Regions from separate parts of the Mus musculus genome. Here region 2 is linked to region 1. Evidence: chromatin contacts called from ENCODE Hi-C or POLR2A ChIA-PET data. All regions are on one chromosome and are shown on one strand. Each heading gives the region's core, a stretch centred on a gene start or an enhancer-like site at or near the end of the contact. The rest is flanking DNA. Distances are from core to core; before and after follow the strand shown.

Region 1 (5,443 bases), core at 1,638-4,137:
GAACTCAGAAATCTGCCTGCCTCTACCTCCCAAGTGCTGAGATTAAAGGCGTGCGCCACCCCTGCCTGGTGGTTTAGTATAGTTTTAAGCGTGACCATTAAGGGGCAGGGTGTGTATCTGAAGGATGACTGAGGCATGCCTGGAGTGCCTCAGGAGAAAATGTGAACTGTGTATCTCTCACAGAAGATGAATCAGCAGGGCTAGCTGTGTGCCTGTTTCCTTCAGCTGCCTTTAGAGTAGTAGCTGTGACTTCTACTCCCAGGCCCTCACAGCAACTAACATTTACCTGTGGTAGGAGGGGACAGCTCGTGAGGCCCCACCCTCTCTGAAGCTATACACGTGGCTGGCAGTTGCTGAGAGGCTCTTCTGCTGTGTAGTGTCTGGGTCCACCCATGCTCCTGTAAGTAACCCAAATAAACTGGTTTGTTCACCACACTGGATTTGGGCAGAATTACTGTTTCTTCGGTTTGCTAGGGACTCTTTCTATTTGTGGTAAACAGAAAAAAGACTCCGCAGGAATAGTCCTAGAGCAGAGACCAGGGACCTACATAAATAAGCGTACCCCATCCCTAGGGGCCAAATCAGCTTCTCCTCTTGTTTCTCCGGCCTGGAGTTAGGTTTCAATATTCTAAGCCCTGCCTCCTGAGTGTAGCAGAACATGAGGATGTATGCATGAGCTCTTGGGAGACCACAGAGATTTCAACCTTAAGAAGACACCATGTTCTTTTTAGTTAAGAATTTCCCTTCTCAGCCGGGCAGTGGTGGTACATACCTTTAATCCCAGCACTTGGGAGGTAGAGACAGGCAGATTTCTAAGTTTGAGGCCAGCCTGGTCTACAGAGTGAGTTCCAGGACAGTCAGGGCTACACAGAGAAACCCTGTCTCGAAAAAAAAAAAAAAATCCCTTTCTCTGGCTATAAGGATGGCTCAGTGGTTAAGAGCACTGACTGCTCTGCCAGAGGTCCTGAGTTCAAGTCCCAGCAACCATCTGTAATGGGAAATAATGCACTCTTCTAGTGTGTGTCTGAAGACAGCTGTAGTGTACTCATATAAATAAAAAATAAATCCTAAAAAAAAAAAGAATTCCCTTCCTCTTATTGATACCCTTTCTTGTCTCTAGGGACCCCCCATATATCTTTCTAGACATTTCTGAGAACTCATGTAAATACATGCTGAGCCCCCTCTTTGTAGTTTGTAACCTTTGCTCATTCCATACCATTTTAACAAATATTTTCCTTGAAACACTATTTCTCACCCATTGCATGGAGGTATCACATAGGACTTTATCAGGCATCCTGTTCTCCAGTGTGTGGCTTAGAGCCAGTGGAATGCACGGCGTGTCCGAGAACCACTTCACACAGGGAAGAGAATACAGATTTTTACTCAGCAAGTAACACCAGCTGGGAATGGTGGGGCAGACAAGCAATCCTAGTTACTAGGGATGCTGAGGCAGGAGGATCTTAAATTCAAGTTTAGTCCCTATCTCAAAAATTAAAAAAGAACCCCTCTAACCCCAGCAACTGAGAGGCAGAGGCCAGGGAGATCTCTGTGAGTTCAAGGTCAGCCTGTCTGTTCTACACAATGAGTTCCATGAGAGCCAAAGGTACACAGTGTGATATTTTTAAAAAGGTATGTGTGTCTTTTTTTTTTTCAAATTTTTATTATTTTCTTCATTTACATTTCAAATGCTATCTGGGGAGTCCCCTATACCACGCCCCCCTGCTCCCCTCCCCACCCACTCCCACTTCTTGGCCCTGGCATTCCACTGTACTGAGGCATATAAATTTGCAAGACCAAGGGCCTCTCCTCCCAGTGATTGTCGAGTTGGCCATCTTCTGCTACATATGCAGCTAGAAACACGAGCTCCGGAGGTACTGGGTAGTTCATATTGTTGTTCCACCTATAGGGTTGTAGACCCCTTCAGCTCCTTGGGTACTTTCTCTAGCTCCTCCATTAGGGGCCCTGTGTTCCATCCAATAGATGACTGTGAACATCCACTTCTGTATTTGCCAGGCACTGGCAAAGCCTTACACGAGACAGCTATATCAGGGTCCTTTCAGCAAAATCTTGCTGGCATACGCAATAGTGTCTGCATTTGGTGGCTGATTATGGCACGGATCTCCAGGTGGGGCAGTCTCTGGATGGTCCATCCTTTTGTCTCAGCTCCAAACTGTGTCTCTGTAACTCCGTCCATGGGTATTTTGTTCGTTATTTTAAGGAGGAATGAAGTATCCACACGTTGGTCTTCCTTCCTCTTGATTTTCTTGTGTTTTGCGTGTGTGTGTGTGTGTGTGTGTGTGTGTGTGTGTCTTAACTGGCAGAGCACTTGTCTGTCATGCAGGGGGCGGGGTGGGGGGTGGGGACTGTCTAATCTCCAGCTCTAGTAACAAAAATAAAAGAAGTAAAAAATAAGTAAGAAACGGGGGTGTGTCTAGAGATAGAACATGGGCTTTACACATTTTAGACATCATGAGAAAATAAAGCTGGAAATGACACTGGGCATCCATCTTGGCGCATCTCAACTTTCACACTGCAACCGAGGCGCGCTGTGCAAAGTCAGTGACAATCCGCATTTCCAGACACAGTGGGTTCAGACCTTCCAGGCGCGCACGCGGGCCTCGTGTTCTCGGTTTCCGCGGCGACTCGGCCGACGTCACAGTTAGAAGACAATAGCGACTTTCCCCGCTCAGGCTCCTCGGGAACTTTCTCAGTCCGCACGCTCCAGGAGCCGGAGCTACCCTCCGCCCCGCCCCCAGCGTGCCCCGCGGCCAGGGAGCTCCACGAAGGGCGGGCGGAGGCCGCGGGTAGCGATTGGTTCCGTGCCAAGGTGGGCGTGGTCAGACTCAGGCCTATAAAAGCTCCGTGGCGCCAGGGCCTCGTTTTTTTGCGCGGTCCTTTCCTGCGGCGCCTTCCGTCCGTCGGCTTCTCGTCTTGCTCTCTCTGGTCCCTCCGGAGGAGGCCGCCGCGCGTCTCCCGGGGAAGCATGGCGATGAAAGCGGTGTGCGTGCTGAAGGGCGACGGTCCGGTGCAGGGAACCATCCACTTCGAGCAGAAGGCAAGGCCCGGGGCGCGGGGCGCAGGCCGCGGTGACGCGGCGCACCTGTGCGGGAGCACGCCACGCCCCCGCCACGGCCTGAGCCCGCTAAGTGCTGAGTCACCGTGGCCTGGGGCAGGGGCTGGGCGCCGGGAAGCGAGGCCCGGGGCGCCGCGGGGCCTTCCGGGCGGGCGGGGGCCTCCCCGCGCCCCGGAGCGGCTGGGCCTGCCCGGGAGAGCCGGCTTGGCATCCGTTATCCTTCTGGGGCTGCTGCTTTTCCGGTGTCCGTGTCCCACAGGCTCAGAGCCCCGTGGCCACCGGCTGCGATTGTTGTAAGAATATTTGAACCCGGTGGTGCCAGACCGGACTAAGGCCGCAGGACGCGTTTGCGGCACTTTAAAGCAAAGTCCTGGGCTGTTCTGTACTAGGTCAGGGTCGTGTCGCAAGGCGGAAAGAAAGAGATGGCCTTGGACAGCCGTCCCTTGCTTTGCACTCCAGAGAGAGACCCGGCTGTGGGTTTTTTCTACCACAGCGAGTTTCTGAGCACATTTTGGAAAAGTACATAGAGATATTTTCGAAAATACTGTGACCCTGCAAAAACACATGCGTCACAGGGAAGATGTGTGTGGTAAGGTTGTGTCCAGAGCCTTAGGGAGGTTACCGTTGTTGTATTCACCTTAATCCCGAGAGAATATTTGATAAATGAGCGTTATGTGCTCTCTGAAGTGGTGGACATACGTGTGAGAAGGCAGACACCATAGTGAATCCCAAGTGTTTGGTTTACGACGAGAACTGATAACGGCAATTTAGAGTTTTTCGTAACTAGCCTCGTTTCCAGCAGTTTCTTGGCATTGAAATGCGTTTTGTTGTTTTCCTGTGGAAGTTTTTTGTTTTTGTCTTTTTCTCCTCCCCACGTAATTCACTGTGAGAAAGACGAAGTTCGGCTGGGTCTTACCCCTGTGTGTGGGTTTCTGTCATCTTCCACCATGCCATGCCAGAGCAGCTCGCACTATTTTTGTGACGCTGCAAACTACACATCGCTGGTGCCCTTTGTACCCAATGAAACGATAGTTAAGCATTCCAGATTGGCAGTTGTAATCAAAGCTGGTTGATTTAACCTGTTGCCAACTTTTCAGAATCAGATTTTTCTACCCAAAGTTCATATTCCCTTATTCTGTTGCAAAAGTTGGACATTTAAAAAAAAAAAAACCTAAAAAATGATTGTCCTTGCTTGTTGGTCGGTTGCTCTTACATTTTCTCCCTATTGCTACACTTTCTGGAGCAGTACTAATTTGAATTTTGGGTGTTCTTTTCTTTTTTGTTAAGTGGCAAATTTTCTAGATTTGGATAGCTAATGAGATTTTTTTTTTAAGGTAGCTCTGGTTAGACCCAAATGGATCTCCACAGGCAGTAGGACAAAGGCATTTTCTGACCACTAAATAAAAATAGGGGAACTGATAAAATCACTGAATGTGGAGAACAGGGTTCTCGGCAGCCAGTGTTCTGTAAGAGTCAAGTCTGACAGTGCAGTAGCCATCTCTTCCCCAGGCCTGGCATTCAGTAGCCCCTGTTTGTTCCACCTGGTGCTTTCTAAATGCTGTTCAGTCCAGGTGCCTGCACACATGGCATCTGGCAGCAAGTGTTAGGAGAAGTGTGACAGGGAGAGAGAGGCCTAGAGCTGAGCGTCTCCAGAGCCACCCTGTAGGAAGTGGGTCTACTTGGATCTGAACATAGGTTTGATTTTCACTGTTGTGTGTTTTGACTTGAGCTTTTTACTGTGCTTGGTTAGGGTGTAACCCAGCAACAGCCCTGGTGCAGGAGTATTTACACTCAAACTTGATGTCTTCATTTTTGTATTTTTTTAAATCAAGGCAAGCGGTGAACCAGTTGTGTTGTCAGGACAAATTACAGGATTAACTGAAGGCCAGCATGGGTTCCACGTCCATCAGTATGGGGACAATACACAAGGTAGGTCCTAGGCTGGCTAGTGACCAGTGATGGAAAGGAACTGAGTCAGGACCCAATTACTAACCATTTAAAACTATCTCGTTTGTTTTCTTTTTCTTTTAGATAAAGTTAAAATGACCACTTAGGTCAACCTTGGAAAGTAGCCACAAAAGTATTTTATTTAGTATCAAGTATTGCTTGCTTCCTTAAGTGTGGGAAGGTAAAGAAGGTGATTTTTCTTCATTGTAATTATAATTAAGCAGCACCTTGCTTATTCTGGGTGTTTATTGGGTGCTTATTTGGGTGTTTGGAGCTGGGCGTTGAGGATGGATGCATTAGGCAGAGTGTCTAAGGACAACCATGCCTTAGCATGAGAGGCATAGCGGGACAGAAGTGACAAAAACTGAAGATTCAATATAAATGCTTAAGTAAGATTTATTTTCTCTATTTGGGATTAGAATC
Region 2 (5,691 bases), core at 2,798-5,297, 33 kb before region 1:
AGAAAGGCATATCACTCTTACCTTGTTTTAAATTCCTACAAACAGCCAGGCATGAAGATCAGGTGACAGAGTGCATACATGAATGCTTGCATAAATGAAGTGTGGACTTCAATCCCTGACACCGCATAAACTGGGTTTGGTGTTACACCTATATTCCCAACCCTTAGGAAGATCATAAATTCAAGGTCATCCTTAGCTACACAGGAAGTTCAAGGCCAGCCTGGGTCACTGAGACCCTGTCCAATTTATTTATTTATTTTTCCTTTTTAAAGGCTCCTGTTTTCAATGCTGTGGAAATTCCCCATTCCAATCCACCCAGAACTCTGAATCAGCTCAACCATCTGGAATATTCCTTTACAGCCGGTATCTCATCCTCTCCTTTTGCCCACCCCAGCCATGGAAAGTGGTGCAGGGACCCCATACACCAGGTGTGCTAGTGCGTGCCTATAATCCCAGCACTGGGGTGTGCAGCAGACAGGAAGATCAGAAGGTCAGGGTTGTCCTCCTCATCTACACAGCAAGCTCGAGGGCAACCTGGGGTGCATGAGACTCTGCCTTAAACAAACAAGGAAACAGAGCAGAGAAAACAGCAAAGAATCAGGGAACGACGGCAATTCACAGACCGAGCGAGGAAAGCGGAGGCTTCAGTGCATGCCAACATGGGCAGAAGAGACCAAGGCTGGCCACAGCCCAGCTCCATGCTTCAATTTAAGAAGTACACAACCTCCCTGCAAAGTGCAAAGACATACATAAGAAGGAGAGGGTCAGGCTGGAGAGATGACTCAGCGGTTAAGAGCACTGACTGCTGCTCTTCCAGAGGTCCTGAGTTCAATTCCCAGTAACCACATGGTGGCTCAGAATCATCTGCAAAGAGATCCAATGCCCTCTGACCTCTTCTGGAGTGTCTGAAGACAGTCACTCTGTACTCACATATATAAATAAATAAATCTTGTGGGGGAGAAGGGGGAGGAGGGGGTAGGAGGAGGGGGAGGGTCAGACTTGATTGGAAGAGAAATGTTTTGTCTGACTTGTGGGTATCAGGGTTCCACACTCAGCTTATTTGTGGTCATTTACACAGACTGACATAAACTACTGTTTTATTTTCTCAAAGTAGATTTGATAGGTAATTAAGAAGCTCCAGGTCGGCTAGGCATGGTGGCACACACCTTTAATCCCAGCACGCAGGACAGCCAGAGCTGTTACTCAGAGAACACCCCTGTTTCCCCCACCCCGGCCCCCCACAAAAAGCTCCAGTTCCATAATTGCCACATTTAAGCTTTCAATTTTCCATTTCCCGAAAACATAACCTTTTGACTAAGACACATGAGATCACACGATGGAACATGAAAGATTTAGGAGGTTTGGGCCTAATATCGTCTGGAAGATTTTACAGCTGTGACCATGAATCCATCTTGTTAGTATCTGAGACGCTGAGAAGGGAAGCCAGGCTCGCAGGTCGGAGTCCGGCAGTTTGTCCCCACTGCACGTACGCACACACATGCACGCACGCACGCACAGACGGTACTTATGTTGAAGGCTTCAGCTGACCATTTGACTCGAGTTTGCATACACAATCATCTCAAATGCGAGGAAAAAAAGGAAGCAAACACCAGTGGTGTGGCCTGGCTCTTAGGTTCTCTAAAGCTCCCGTGGCACTACGGAGAGGTGGTGGGAAGTTTAGGGGTCGGGCTTATTGAGGAAGGTCACTGACAGAGCACATGCCTGTGAAGAAGTTTGCTCACTCACAGTGAAGACACTCAGGGCGGCCAATTTGGAGCATCACTGCAGGGCTGGGCATATAGGTCAGTTGGCGTGCTTGCGAGCATGAAGCCTTGAGCTGCATCCCTGGGAACGTTCTTACCACACAGCGAGGTGGGAGTAAAGCACTCCCTTCTTAAAGCATGGAGGCTGTATAGGAGCGGGCAAATGGGTTAAGAGTGGTGCCTACGGCCTTGCCAGATCTCACCACACACACACACACACACACACACACACACACACACACACACACACATCTAACAATCACAAAAATAATGCACGCATATAATAGGCATATATTAAATGTCAAGTGTGTGTCATTTTACACTTCAAAATGACTCAGTTGCATTTTGTCACATTTTATTACTCATCCAGGATAGACTACATTTCCTGTGAAAATTTTGTCACCAATAAGCTCCTGGTGAGAAAAGTTGACCGTTCCAGAAATCTGGTCGATGACTGAATAAACAGTTCAAGAAAATCCAGAGGCTCACAGCCTCACTGTTAGCAAGAAGATCTACCTGTTGGGTTGTTGTTGTTCTTGATGTTTTGTTTTGTTTACCAGGGTCTCACTATGTAGCTCTGGCTGGTCTGGAACTTGCTATATAAATCTGGCTCGCCTCTGTCACAGACAGGCCCTGCCTTTGCCTCTGTTTTTTTCCTATTGTAATGTAAAGACGGCAATCTCAGCAAGTGCTCCCTCTCTAAAGGAGCCCTCACAGCAATATACATTATACAGAGTCTTTATACAGAGTCTGGCTGTCCTGAAATGAAACTATGTAGACCAGGCTGGCCTTGAACTCAGAGATAGACCTGCCTCTGCCTCCTTGAGTCCTGGGATCAAAGGTGTGCGCCATCACACCCAGCAATGTTTTGTTGTTAGAGATTCAAGGTTCGCGGAAAGCACACATTTAGAGGCAGAGATCCAGGCTACTCATCTTTAAGATCCAACCCTAGGAAGGCTGGAGTGGAGGGGAGGAGTGACTGTCTCCATTGTGTCTTAGTGGATTCTGAAGGACCGATCAGCGAGTCTGGGCTCAAGACAACAGTGAAACCTTGCTGCCACCTGCTGGCCACTTAAGCCATCGTTCTGGGACCTTTGATGATCAGGAGCTAGCTTTTCTGGTATTTTGGATAGCTCATCTTTTCTCAGCACTTTTATGCTTGGCAGTTTATCTGAGCATTCTGGGTACCTGTCAATAAGAAGATGTGATTTCTTATGTCAAATCTGTATTATCATATTTGGTCTATAATCCTGGGAAAACCCAATAAAACCTGCTTTCATAAGGCAGTGGTTGAAGAAGGTGAGTATATACAAGTGTATTCCTGAAGTTCTAATGCCAGTGCATTCACCAACTGGGTGGCTTTGCCAAATTACTTCACTGTTCATAGCCTCCCTGTTCTCTGATTTAAAACAGAGCTGATCACCAGGTCTGCAGACACCAGGGACAACCTTTCAAACAGAAGGGAGGTGCTTGCTCAGTTGACTCTGTCCCCTGCCCATGAAGCTGTTCTCAGCTCCTGGGGATCCACCATCCATCTGGCAAGGGGGACACTGTGCCCCAAGGTACTCAGAGGCACTCCTGAGGAGCTGCCGGATTCCTGTCATTTCCCACAGTCCTTTGCTGATCCTCATATCCTCTCATCTTGATCACACTCTGAGGATGGGAGTCACCCCTGTTCATTGTATGCATGAATGTCTGTGTGTGTCAGAGAGAGAGAGAGAGAGAGAGAGAGAGAGAGAGAGAGAGAGAGAGAGAGAGATCGTCACTCAGTTTCTCTCTCCTGAACCCACACGTCATCCCTTTAAGGACACTAGTGTGTGAACATTATACTTGCTAAGTATATGACATAAAATCTGAAGGGTCCTTTTCAATGGTGCCTAAATGAACAGAAAGTGTTACCCTCCTAATGTCTGCTAGCTTAGCTTGCCACCCCACACACTTTGCTAAGCTTTGCTCCCAAACTATAGGTTTTGAGAAGAAAATTACTAACAGCCGAGCTTGCCCAGCAAGGCCATGCCTCTAAGCATTAAAATAAAAAGGATGTAAGACATAGAGATGTAATAAGACATTGATTGATTATTACAAATAAGAGAGAGAGAGAAAGGGAAGGAAGACTGGGACTTAGATGGCGTGTAGGCAGGCTGTGTCCTCCTGATTATGGTAAGAGGAAATGGAGGAAGGGTCACGGGGTCAGAGTTCACAGACTGTTCGCTCCACTCAGTCTGTGTCCACCCGCCTCGGGGCCTTGCAGCCTCATAAAACGAGTGGCCTCGCTCCTGCTCTACTGCTCTTATGGATCGTGGTGACATGGGTGGGAATTTCCCAACAGGCTCAGTTGATGGCGCTGTTTGGTAGGTCAAGTGTGGCCTTGCTTAGCCTGGAGAATACACAGACCCACCCACTTCCGATCTGCTCCCTTTAATTCTGTTTGCCACCAGGGATAAGAACTCTGAGCTTCTGCTCGCGCTTCCATGCCTACTATTGGCTGCTGCACCTCGATGCCGTGATGGACTCACACTCACACACACACACCCGAACCACAATCCAAAATAAGCTCCTTCCTCTATAAACTGCTTCTGGTGGGTCATGGTGCTTTATCCTAGCAAGGGAACAGTATCTAATATGTCAGGGTCATTTGCTTCTCACGTGGTTTTTTTTTTTTAAAGATTTATTTATTTATTTATTTTTTTGTCTATTTATTTAATGTATGCGGGTACACTGTCACTGTTTTCAGACACCAGAAGACAGCATCGGATGCCCATTACAGATGGTTGTGAGCCACCTTGCGGTTGCTGGGAATTGAACGCTCCAGCCCCTCTCACACAGTTGTTTCCAGGTTAGCAAACGCGGATGATAACCTACTTGAACTTGTTAGCAAGGCTTCCAAAGACATCTATTCTCAGGAACTTGGTCTTCTGTAAAGCATGTGAAATACAAATCAAAACAGCTAGCTCCTGGCCGGGCAGTGGTGGCGCATGCCTTTAATCCCAGCACTTGGGAAGCAGAGGCAGGTGGATTTCTGAGTTCGAGGCCAGCCTGGTCTACAGAGGGAGTTCCAGGACAGCCAAGGCTATACAGAGAAACCCTGTCTTGAAAACAAAACAAAACAACAACAACAAACTCAGCTAGCTCCCATTAATAAGGTATACATCCTAAGAGACTTTTTTTTCTATATATAAACATACGTGATAGTTTTACATGTAAACTAGGCACAGTAAGAGATTAACAAGATCCAAAAATAAAATAATTGTCACAATACACTGCAACAAAAATTATGTTATAAGAAAAATAAGATATGAGGTTATCTTTTAGGAATTTCCAATTAATATTTTCAAGCTTCAGATGACTGGAGTAATTGAAAACCAGAAAGTTAAAGCTTGGATGTGGAGACGACTACTGTCCATCACTGGGAGGACTACTGTCCATCACTGGGAGGACTACTGTCCATCACTGGGAGGGCCACTATCCATTATTGGGAGGGCCACTGTCCATCACTGAGAGGATCACTGTCCATTACTGGGAGGATCACTGTCCATCACTGGGGGATCACTGCCCATCACTGGGAAGATCACTGTCCATCACTGGGAGGATCACTGTCCATCACTGGGGGATCACTGCCCATCACTGGGAGGACCACTGTCCATCACTGGGAGGATCACTATCCATTACTGGGAGGATCACTGTCCATCACTGGGGGAATCACTGCCCATCACTGGGAGGATCATTGTCCATCACTGGGAGGACCACTGTCCATCACTGGGAGGATCACTATCCATTACTGGGAGGATCACTGTCCATCACTGGGGGATCACTGCCCATCACTGGGAGGATCATTGTCCATCAGTGGGAGGACCACTGTCCATCACTGGGAGGATCACTGTCCATTACTGGGAGGATCACTGTCCATCACTGGGGGATCACTGCCCAT

The links. Hi-C counts contacts between places; a loop is a spot of excess contacts on that map. ChIA-PET counts read pairs that join two places held with the same protein, here RNA polymerase II (POLR2A).
Region 2: POLR2A ChIA-PET joins it to region 1 with 39 read pairs in embryonic stem cell. The contact joins the enhancer-like site here to the promoter of Sod1 in region 1. A Hi-C loop is called at or near these places in 2 of 37 maps with a recorded cell type or tissue (both heart). POLR2A ChIA-PET finds 5 or more read pairs at or near these places in 4 of 5 experiments (Patski and embryonic stem cell).

Annotation. Positions count from the first base shown.
Region 1 is chr16:90,217,875-90,223,317 of GRCm38, forward strand. It overlaps Sod1 (superoxide dismutase 1, soluble), which reads left to right and starts at 2,888. Exons shown (of 5, transcript NM_011434.2): 1 at 2,888-3,055; 2 at 4,906-5,002. The coding sequence starts at 2,984.
Region 2 is chr16:90,183,589-90,189,279 of GRCm38, forward strand. No RefSeq gene overlaps it. Among named protein-coding and RNA genes, the nearest start is that of Gm35714, 17 kb to the right of the region's middle. Within about 2 kb of position 4,048, at least 1 of the 3 ENCODE cell types and tissues checked has a DNase peak (open chromatin) inside an H3K27ac peak, as active enhancers do; it is heart, where a contact is called at or near this core.